Linked DNA regions of Homo sapiens: region 1 is linked to region 2. The links are chromatin loops, found by intact Hi-C in ENCODE. Cell type or tissue: dorsolateral prefrontal cortex. All regions are shown on one strand. Each heading gives the region's core, and the rest is flanking DNA. Links, peaks and the distances in the headings are about the cores only.

Region 1 (4,389 bases), core at 69-4,068, 100 kb before region 2:
TTTCAAGACCTCACTCTGTCATCCAGGTTGAAGCGCATTGCCGCAACCTCGGCTTACTGCAACCTCCGCCTTCCTGGTTCAAGCGATTCTCCCGCCTCAGCCTCCCGAGTAGCTGGGACTACAGGCATGCACCACCATGCCTGGCTACTTTTTATATTTTTAGTAGAGATGGGGTTTCACCATATTGGCCAGGCTGGTCTCGAACTCCTGACCTCGCGATCTGCCCGCCTTGGCCTCCCCAAGTGCTGGGATTACAGGCGTAAGCCACCGTGCCTGGCTAGTCTTTGGAATTTTACCTGCGGGATTTTTTTGAGGCCTGAATTGAAGATACATTTCTCCATAAAACAATTTTAATTGCTTCCTCTGAGAGCCTTGTGGCTCCACCAACCGGGCTATTTTACATCACAATTTTGGCTTGAGGTGTTTCAGATCACCCGGTTTGCACGAATTCAGGCTTCAGACCTCAGTGAGGACTCTCCTTGTGGCTCTGCATCCTCAGCCTTTACCCACTCCACGCAGGAGATTTCACTTGCAGTGCCCTGGGGAGGTGGGTTTCCTCTTGGTTCACTCTTACATTGAGGATATGACCCTTTGGGGTCTGTAGCAAACACATCTGTTCCTCCTCATCATGCCCCCTCTGTCTGCCTCTGGTCTTAGCCTCAATTGCGGTGGAAGGTTCTGTGTGAACTCTGTCTCAGCTTTCATTTCAGCCACAGTTCCAGTGGCTAGCTCCTGCCTAACAAGCTCATACTCAACTTGTACTGATAGAATCCCACTACAAATGCATACCTCTATGTTCCTGCTTTTGTCCAAGGACTTTTGCCAAAGCCAGCATCTGCTTGGCTTGCATGGCTGGGAAGTCCCTAAGTGAGGGTGAATCGATGTCACTGAAGACAGTCCTCACCCATAGGAGTGGAAGCTGGTGATAAATGCTCCAGCCTCCTGTCCTATTGGACAATTCCGATACATTTTCTCTGTGCTTCTCAAGATGCCCTTACAGAATCTGTAGGAGAACCTCACATACTCAACCTTACACTGCTCCTCCAACTTCTCCCTTTCTAGACCTCCCTGGTTCTCGCTCTTTATTTCTGCAATCACCTCCCAAATAGACTGCCTGCATCCATGTGCTTGTTTTAGGTTTTGATTTTTGTTTGTTTGTTTGTTTTTTTGAGACAGAATTTTGTTCTTGCTGCCCAGGCTGGAGTGCAGTGGTGCGATCTCAGCTCACCACAACCTCCGCCTCCTGGGTTCAAGAGATTCTCCTGCCTCAGCCTCCCAAGTAGCTGGGATTACAGGCATCGGCCACCACGCCCGGCTAATTTTGTATTTTTAGTAGAGACGGGGTTTCTCCATGTTGGTCAGGCTGGTCTCAAACTCCCAACCTCAGGAGATCTGCCTGTCTCGGCCTCCCAAAGTGCTAGGATTACAGGCAAGAGCCACCACGCCTGTAATCCCATTTTTAGGGAACCTAAAAGAAGATATAACCCCACTGCTTTTGCCAGAACAAAAATTTTTTTCTTCTTTTAAATTTCTTCCTCTCCGCTATAGGTGTCTGAGATGGGACAGACACTTATGAGATGAGAGTCCTGGAATTTTCCAAATTTTACATTCATCTTGTGGCATTCTTTATAGATAACATTTATTCATTGGAGCCTGGTGTGGTCTTTGGGCAAAACACCTAACTGTAAAGAAAACTCCAGTTGAAATTTTGCAACCATTATGGCTTTTTTGAAAGTTAGAACTATTCATATACATATTTCCAACTTCCTCTCAAAAATGGCAGATGAGTCAAGAATGTAAGTCAACAGAACGGGTAAATTGGGAAAGGCTAGAATTTTGAAATCACAGATACCTGCTTCCAAAACAGTCCCCGCGAGGGCAGTAATAATGGAGTAGGGCTGCATGCTGCCACCAGAGGGCAGCAGAGGCCGGGAACAGGTGGAGAGGCAAGGCCCAGTTATTCTTACCGTCTGAGATCTGATGCAGACAAGACAAGCATTTATTGGGCTCTGTTACAAGTTGGTCATTGTGCTGGGCACAATAAAAAATCACACAAAGTTCAAAGGCAGAGATCAGAGGTCAGAGCCAACGGGGGAGTGGAACAGAGCAGAATTAAGAGGGCTGTTCTTCAGATCAACTAAGGAACTCCCAAAGACAGCATGTCTGGAAATACAAACACAATACCAGAAATAAATATGATGGCTATTTTTTGGTCTGTTCTTGACCATGGAAGCTGGGTCATCCCTGGAGAATCAGGCGAGGCAAATTTGTAGGGCCACTGAGGGTCAGTCAATCTGCAGATTTACTTTATGCTGATCAGAATTTAAATGGCCCTCTTGGCTGGGTGTTGTGGCTCATGCCTGTAATCCCAGCACTATGGGAGGCTGAGCTGGGGGGATTGCTTGAGGCCAGGAGTTCGAGATCAGTCTGAGTAACATAGAGAGACCCTGTCTCTACTTAGAAAAATTAAAAAATTAGCTGGGCACGATGGCACATGCCTGCGGTCCCAGCTGTTTGGGAGGCTGATGTAGGAGGATCTCTTGAGTCTGGGAGGTCAAGACTGCAGTAAGCTATGATCGCGCCACTGCACCCTAGCGTGGGCAACAGAGTGAGAACCTCTCTCTATAAATAAATCAATAGCTACCTCCCTGAGCAAACATAAAACTTTTTTGGTTTAGTGTCTCTCCCACTGCAGGAATAAACACAATCCCACGTCACAGGTCTAGGCTTTTCCCATCAGGCCAGATGTGTTGGCATTTTGATAATATCCTGTGCTTGCTCTAACATCTAATCTTTGACTCTTACACTTGATGGCAAAATCCTCCAGCTCCCCTAGATGCTCACTGAGGTGGGGGCTGCTCCGTGAGCACTAACTGCTTGGGGATTGCAGGCCTCGTGGCCTTCCTGTATTTTGCCCTGCTGTGAAAACGCAGGCAATATGGCCGGGTGCGGTGGCTCACTCCTGTAATCCCAGCACTTTGGGAGGCTGAGGTAGGAGGACTGCCTGAGCACAGGAGTTTGAGACCAGCCTGTGCAACATGGTGAAACTCCATCTCTACTAAAAATACAAAAATTATCAGGTGTGGTGGCGCGCACCTGTAGTCCCAGTTACTTGGGAGGCTGAGGTGGGAGAATGGCGTGAACCCGGGAGGCGGAGGTTGCAGTGAGCCGAGATCGCGCCACTGCACTCCAGCCTGGGCGACAGAGCGAGACTCCGTCTAAAAAAAAAAAAAGAAAGAAAATGCAGGCAATTACTTCTGCACTCTCAAGTCCCTGTGAGGTGGGACTTGCTCTCTCTCCAAAAGGCCTTGTGGATACTCCCAACCCCACTGGACAGTTACAGCGGTGCAATGGGGAGCTCTGGGAGAATCTGTCAGATTTTCACCAATTGGACTTTTCATTAATAGGTGGGCTTGGTTTCGTGTTGTCACTTTTTTTCTAAATCTTCTCATTACCATGCTAGAAACTCACTTTATTTTTTGGCCTTTCTTATTAGTTTTGTTTTACTTCCTTTTTTTTTTTTTTTTTTTTTTTTTTTTTTTGAGACAGGGTCTCACTCTGTTGCCCAGGCTGGAATGCAGTGGTGTGATCACGGCTCACTGCAGCCGCAACCTCCTGGGCTCAAGTGATCCTCCCACCTCAGCCTCCCAAGTAGCTGGGACTACAGGTGTGCACCACCACACTCAGGTAATTTTCTTTATTTTTTGTAGAGATGGGGTCTCACTGTGTTGCCCAGGCTGGTCTCAAATTCCTGACCTAAAGCGATCTGGCTGCCTTGGCCTCCTAAAGTGTTGGGATTATAGGCATAAGCTTCCATGTCCCGTCTGTTTCACTGTTTGTTTGTTTGTTTTGTTTTGTTTTGTTTTGAGATGGAGTCTTGCTCTGTTGCCCAGGCTGGAGTGCAGTGGCACAATCTCAGTTCACTGCAGCCTCCACCTCCCAGGTTCAAGCAATTCTCCTGCCTCAGCCTCCTGAGTAGCTGGGATTACAGGTGCATGCCACCACGCCCCCCAGCTAATTTTTGCATTTTTAGTAGAGATGGGGTTTCACCATGTTGGGCAGGCTGGTCTCGAACTACTGACCTCAAGTGATCCGCCTGCCTCGGCCTCCCAAATGCTAGGATTACAGGTGTGAGCCACTGCGCCCGGCCTGTTTCACTCTTCTTAAAGAAAATTTTCAATTTTTTTTTTTTTTTTGCTAAATCTTGCTCACCTTAGGCTTTTTCTCCTGCTGTGGCCATGTGTGTTTACACTTGCGGAGCTCCTCCTGTGTTCTTCCTCTGCCTCCCTCCCCCTGGGTGTGATGGTCTAGGGTGAGCTGCTCAGCTCCATCAGTAAATGAAGGTTATGAGTTCTGCTGCTTGGACGGGCTGGGTTCCGGTGACAGGCT
Region 2 (4,389 bases), core at 267-4,266:
TCTCACCTACCTGTGACCTGGAAGCCCCCTCCCTGCTTTGAGTTGTCCTGCCTTTTTGGGAAGAACTAATGTTTATCTTACATATACTGATTGATGTCTCATGTCTCCCTAAAATGTATAAAACCAAGCTGTGCCCTGATCACCTTGGGCACATGTCAGGATCTCTTGAGGCTGTGTCATGGGAACATGTCCTCAACCTTGGCAAAATAAACTTCCCAAATTAACTGAGACCTATCTCAGATATTTGGGATTCATAGTGTACAATATGTTTTGACATGTGTGTAGACTGTGGATTGACCCATCTCATATTACAAAATGTCCTTCTTTATCTCTAGTAACATCCTAGGGACACAGCATTATGCTGTTAGAAGCCATACTAGTATTTCATTTAGGTGCTCTGCATTATTTAGTGCAGAGGTTTGTACAAAGTTCTTATGTGTGAAGTGTTCTGTAGTTCTTAACACACACACACACATGCTTGCATTCTCACTTATTATCTTAGCTTGCCCTCTAAGCTACCAGATCTGTATTCAAATTCTTTCTGTCCTTTGGAAATCCTATGGGTAAGTCTTAAACAGAGCAACATATAACCCTGAGGGCCAAATCCTGGCACAGACCTCAAGACAAGTGCCTGCTGAGGAAATATGTCGTCCACACAATGAACTTGTGGGCAGGATGCCCAGTACCCAGACAAGATCACGGCCTTGCTCCTTCTATCTGCTACCACACCCAGCTCTGTAGCTTCCCTGAGCCCAACTACAAAAATAACCTGCCACTTATGCAGGGGGTACACCAAGTGGCTTCCCCACTGAAGCTGAGGAAGGAGAATCTCCAGATCCACTTGGAGGAAAGGAGAAGTCCTCCAAAATGCCCATTGAAAGTAGAGCCTATGAATAACCTGTCCCTCCCAGCATCCAGAACACCTACCCCAGGGCCTGGCCTGCATTGCCAGCCTCCCAAGGTGCGGTTATTGAATACTGAGAAGCTGCCAAGGACTCAGCCTCATCTCCCTCAGTGTTCTCCAAATGGTGGGATGATCTTCGTGTAATAACATTGAATGCCAAAGTTTAAAAAAGCCATCCCCTTTTCAGTTTTTTCCCCCAAGTCATTCCAATCATGTCAAACAGAAAGCCTTTGTTTGATGCTACTAAGTCTTTACGCCTAGCTGGAACTGATTAGCAGTAACAGAATTGTTTTGTCTTTGTTGTATTTGTCTTTATAGTTACCTTATATTTGTGGCAAAGTATACTGGGTTTTCCATTTGCGATAGGGATGTAAACTTTCCATTTTATATGAATTAATTTCAGGTAAAAAGTGAGTTCCTTAAAGAAAGTTATTGCATATTTAAATAATAATGGGGTGGCAAAATTCACGAGGGTTGTGTTGACTGTGCTCAGAAATCAAAGCTGGGCGTGGTGGCTCAGGCCTGCAATCCCAGCACTTTGAGAGGCTGAGGTGGGAGGATCGCTTGAGGCCGGGAGTTTGAGAGCAGCCTGGGTAACACAGCGGGACTCCATCACTACATTTATAATAAAAGAAAAAAAAAAGGAACGCCCCTAAATATGACATGGGTGAATAGTTCCCACCAAGTGATCCTGGCCATGTATGCCTGAACCCGAAGAGAGTTGCAAAGGAGGACATTTAAATTTGGGGCTCTGCCAATGTTCCTCCGTTTAGGGGGGCCTGGGAGCAGGTGTCGGAGTGAGGGCACAGGAACAGCAGCCCGCTGTCTGCGACACCTGGGCTGGCTGTGACACCTGGGCTGGGCCTGGGCCTGGGCCTCGCCAAGGCTGCGGAGCGCAGCGCCGCGCTTCACCACTAGGTGGTGGACGTACGCTCCCAGTATGAGCGGCGCTGACCCCGGGAGCAGCATGGCCCTTTGCAGCCCGAGCTGCTGGAACAGGCTGGGACACGCCTGCCCTCTCGCGGCCCCCTGCCCGAGGGGCCCTGCACACCCGGAGCCGGGCTTGGCGAAGTCAGTCTCAGACCCCCTCAAAACCAAATCTCAGAGCTGCTTGAGCCACAGGGAAATGAAATAACCCCTAATGGAGACTCTTAACCTTACTTTGTACACAGACTGGTTACCCTGTGGCGCTCCTCTCAGAATAACCTTTTTAAATGCGTGAACTAGATGGGAATAAATAACAAGATCTAGGAATTTGGAAAAAATGAGCACAAGTGACTTTTCCAGGTCACTGTAATGACTGTAATATGACATGAACATACCTTCCATTTCTATTGGCACTGCTAATACCACTATGGTTTATTTGCTGCCTGCATTCATAATTGAAGAAAATCCCAAGTATCACTTAAAGGTGAGTGAGAATAAGTATTTAATTATTTTCCTTTGCAAGTTCAGGGACCCCATAAATTCTATGCCCACGGTTAAGAAACCTTTAGTGTCTGGCAGTTTCCAGATGGGGCGAAAAAAAAAAGAAAAAAAAAAAAAAACACCTTAGTGAAAATCGAGGCAAGATGGAAGACATTTAAACAGCACAACAGACTTCCCTGTCCATTTCCTGTTTTGCCCCAGCTTTAGTGCTCAGGGTCTCCTCAGTATCCACTCTCTGCCTTGACCGTCAGGAGCTATGAGCAGCACGGGGCATGCATGATCGTAGGGTAAGTGGGGAGTGGGAGGGGGCTAAGATATCATCCAGGCTCAATTGTTCAGTTTCCAGACACTGAGACAGAGAAAGGAGTCGGCACCTAGCATCTCCTACTCATTCAGGTCAGAGCTAAAGATCCACGCTCCATACCCATTTCCCCATTTCAGCCTGGGGGACAATTGGGAGGGGACTGGTAAGCCTCCCCAAGAAAGTGACACAAACTAAGACTTGGAGGAGGCATGTGGATCTCAGGGGAAGAGCATTTTCCTCTTCCCCTGAGAAGAGGAGGCGTGGTGGGAGCCATTCACTCAGGTCATATATAGAGGCCTTGCTTTTTTTCTTTTATACAGAGATGGAGTCCCACTAAGTTGCCCAGCCTGGTCTCAAACTCAGCCTCAAGCGATCCTCCCACATTAGCCTCTGAAAGTTCTGGGATTGCGGGTGTGAGCCACCATGCCCAGCTGGACATTGCTTTTGATTTCTGAGCACAGTCAACACCACCCTCATGAATTTTGCCACCCCATTATTTTTATTTATCATCATTTTTTTTTTTTTGAGACCGAATTTCACTGTGTCGCCCAGGCTGGAGTGCAGTGGCGCGATCTCAGCTCACTGCAACCTCTGCCTCCCAGGTTCAAGCGATTCTCATGCCTCAGCCTCCCGTGTAGCTGGGATTACAGGCGTGCACCACCACGCCCGGCTAATTTGTGTATTTTTAGTAGAGGTGGGGTTTCACCATCTTGGCCAGGCTAGTCTTGAACTCCTGACCCCAGGTGATCCATCCGCCTCAGCCTCCCAAAGTGCTGGGATTACAGGCATGAGCCACCGCGCCCGGCCCCATTATTATTTAAATATACAATAACTTTAAGAAGAGGCAACAGCTGGTGCAGCAGCCCTGGTGGATAGGCCTGGCATGCTTCCAGAAGGAAGCCGTGTAGCTGAGGCGGAGTGAAGCATAAATGAGGTCGGAGAGGTAGCTGGAGACCCGATCTAGAAAATCATCCTCTTAGAAGGACTTCAGCTTTTATGCCGTGTGAAACGTGGACCTGGCATAGAGTTGCTGGTGTTTGAATGTGTCTCCCAAAAGTCCATGTGTTAGAAACTGTGCCCTCATGAATGGGTTAATGGATTAATGAGGATTCTGCTCTCATGAATGCATTCATGTTGTCACCATCAGGGGAGTGAGTACTCATGGGAATGCCTTTGTTATCAAAGTGAGCTCTCTCTTGCACATGCTTCGTTTTGCCCTCTTGCCATGTGGTGCCCTCTGCCATGTTAGGATGAAGGTAAAAGGCCCTCACCAGATGCTGGCACCACGTCCTTGGAATTCCCAGCCTGCAGAATTGTGAGCTAAATAAACTTCTTTTGTTTATAGATTACCCAGTCTGTGGTATTCTGTTACAGCAACAGAAAATGGACTAAAAGAGGGTTTTGAGCAGAGGAGGAACGAAATCTGACTTAGTTTTAATCAAGGTGATCACATGTTCTGGTTTGCCAGGGCCAGTACTGGCTTACTCCTGTTATCCATTGTAATTATCAATAGCATTTCTTTTTGCCTCAAAGGAGTCAATTATGGTTGCTTTAACAGCATGGCCTGGCTACTGTACTGAGAATGGACTGGAGGGGGCAAACATGGGAAGAGGGAGACTAGTCAGGATGCCATGGCAAATGATCCACACAAGAGACAACAGCAGCTTTGACCAGGGTGGCCGCAGTGGAAGTGGTGAGAAATGGAGAGAGTGCCAGAATTTAGCTTTTGTGATGTGAATTCAAGACGTCGATT

The links. A loop is a pair of places that touch in the nucleus more often than their neighbours do. Peaks named below come from ENCODE experiments on the same cell type or tissue, not always from the same donor. Only the 100,000 strongest peaks of a DNase experiment are listed, where the experiment ranks them.
Region 1: a loop joins it to region 2, with 13 times the contacts of the local background. A loop is called at or near these places in 30 of 110 quality-filtered maps.

What each region holds. Positions count from the first base shown.
Region 1 is chr16:74,707,690-74,712,078 of GRCh38, forward strand. No RefSeq gene overlaps it. Among named protein-coding and RNA genes, the nearest start is that of MLKL, 9.0 kb to the left of the region's middle. In dorsolateral prefrontal cortex, for the core only: CTCF peaks have their summits at 1,911 (motif pointing right) and 2,110; a DNase peak (open chromatin) is centred at 1,922; H3K27ac peaks cover 3,707 bases.
Region 2 is chr16:74,811,449-74,815,837 of GRCh38, forward strand. No RefSeq gene overlaps it. Among named protein-coding and RNA genes, the nearest start is that of FA2H, 39 kb to the left of the region's middle. In dorsolateral prefrontal cortex, for the core only: CTCF peaks have their summits at 1,843 (motif pointing right) and 2,046; DNase peaks (open chromatin) are centred at 1,863 and 3,464; H3K27ac peaks cover 2,142 bases.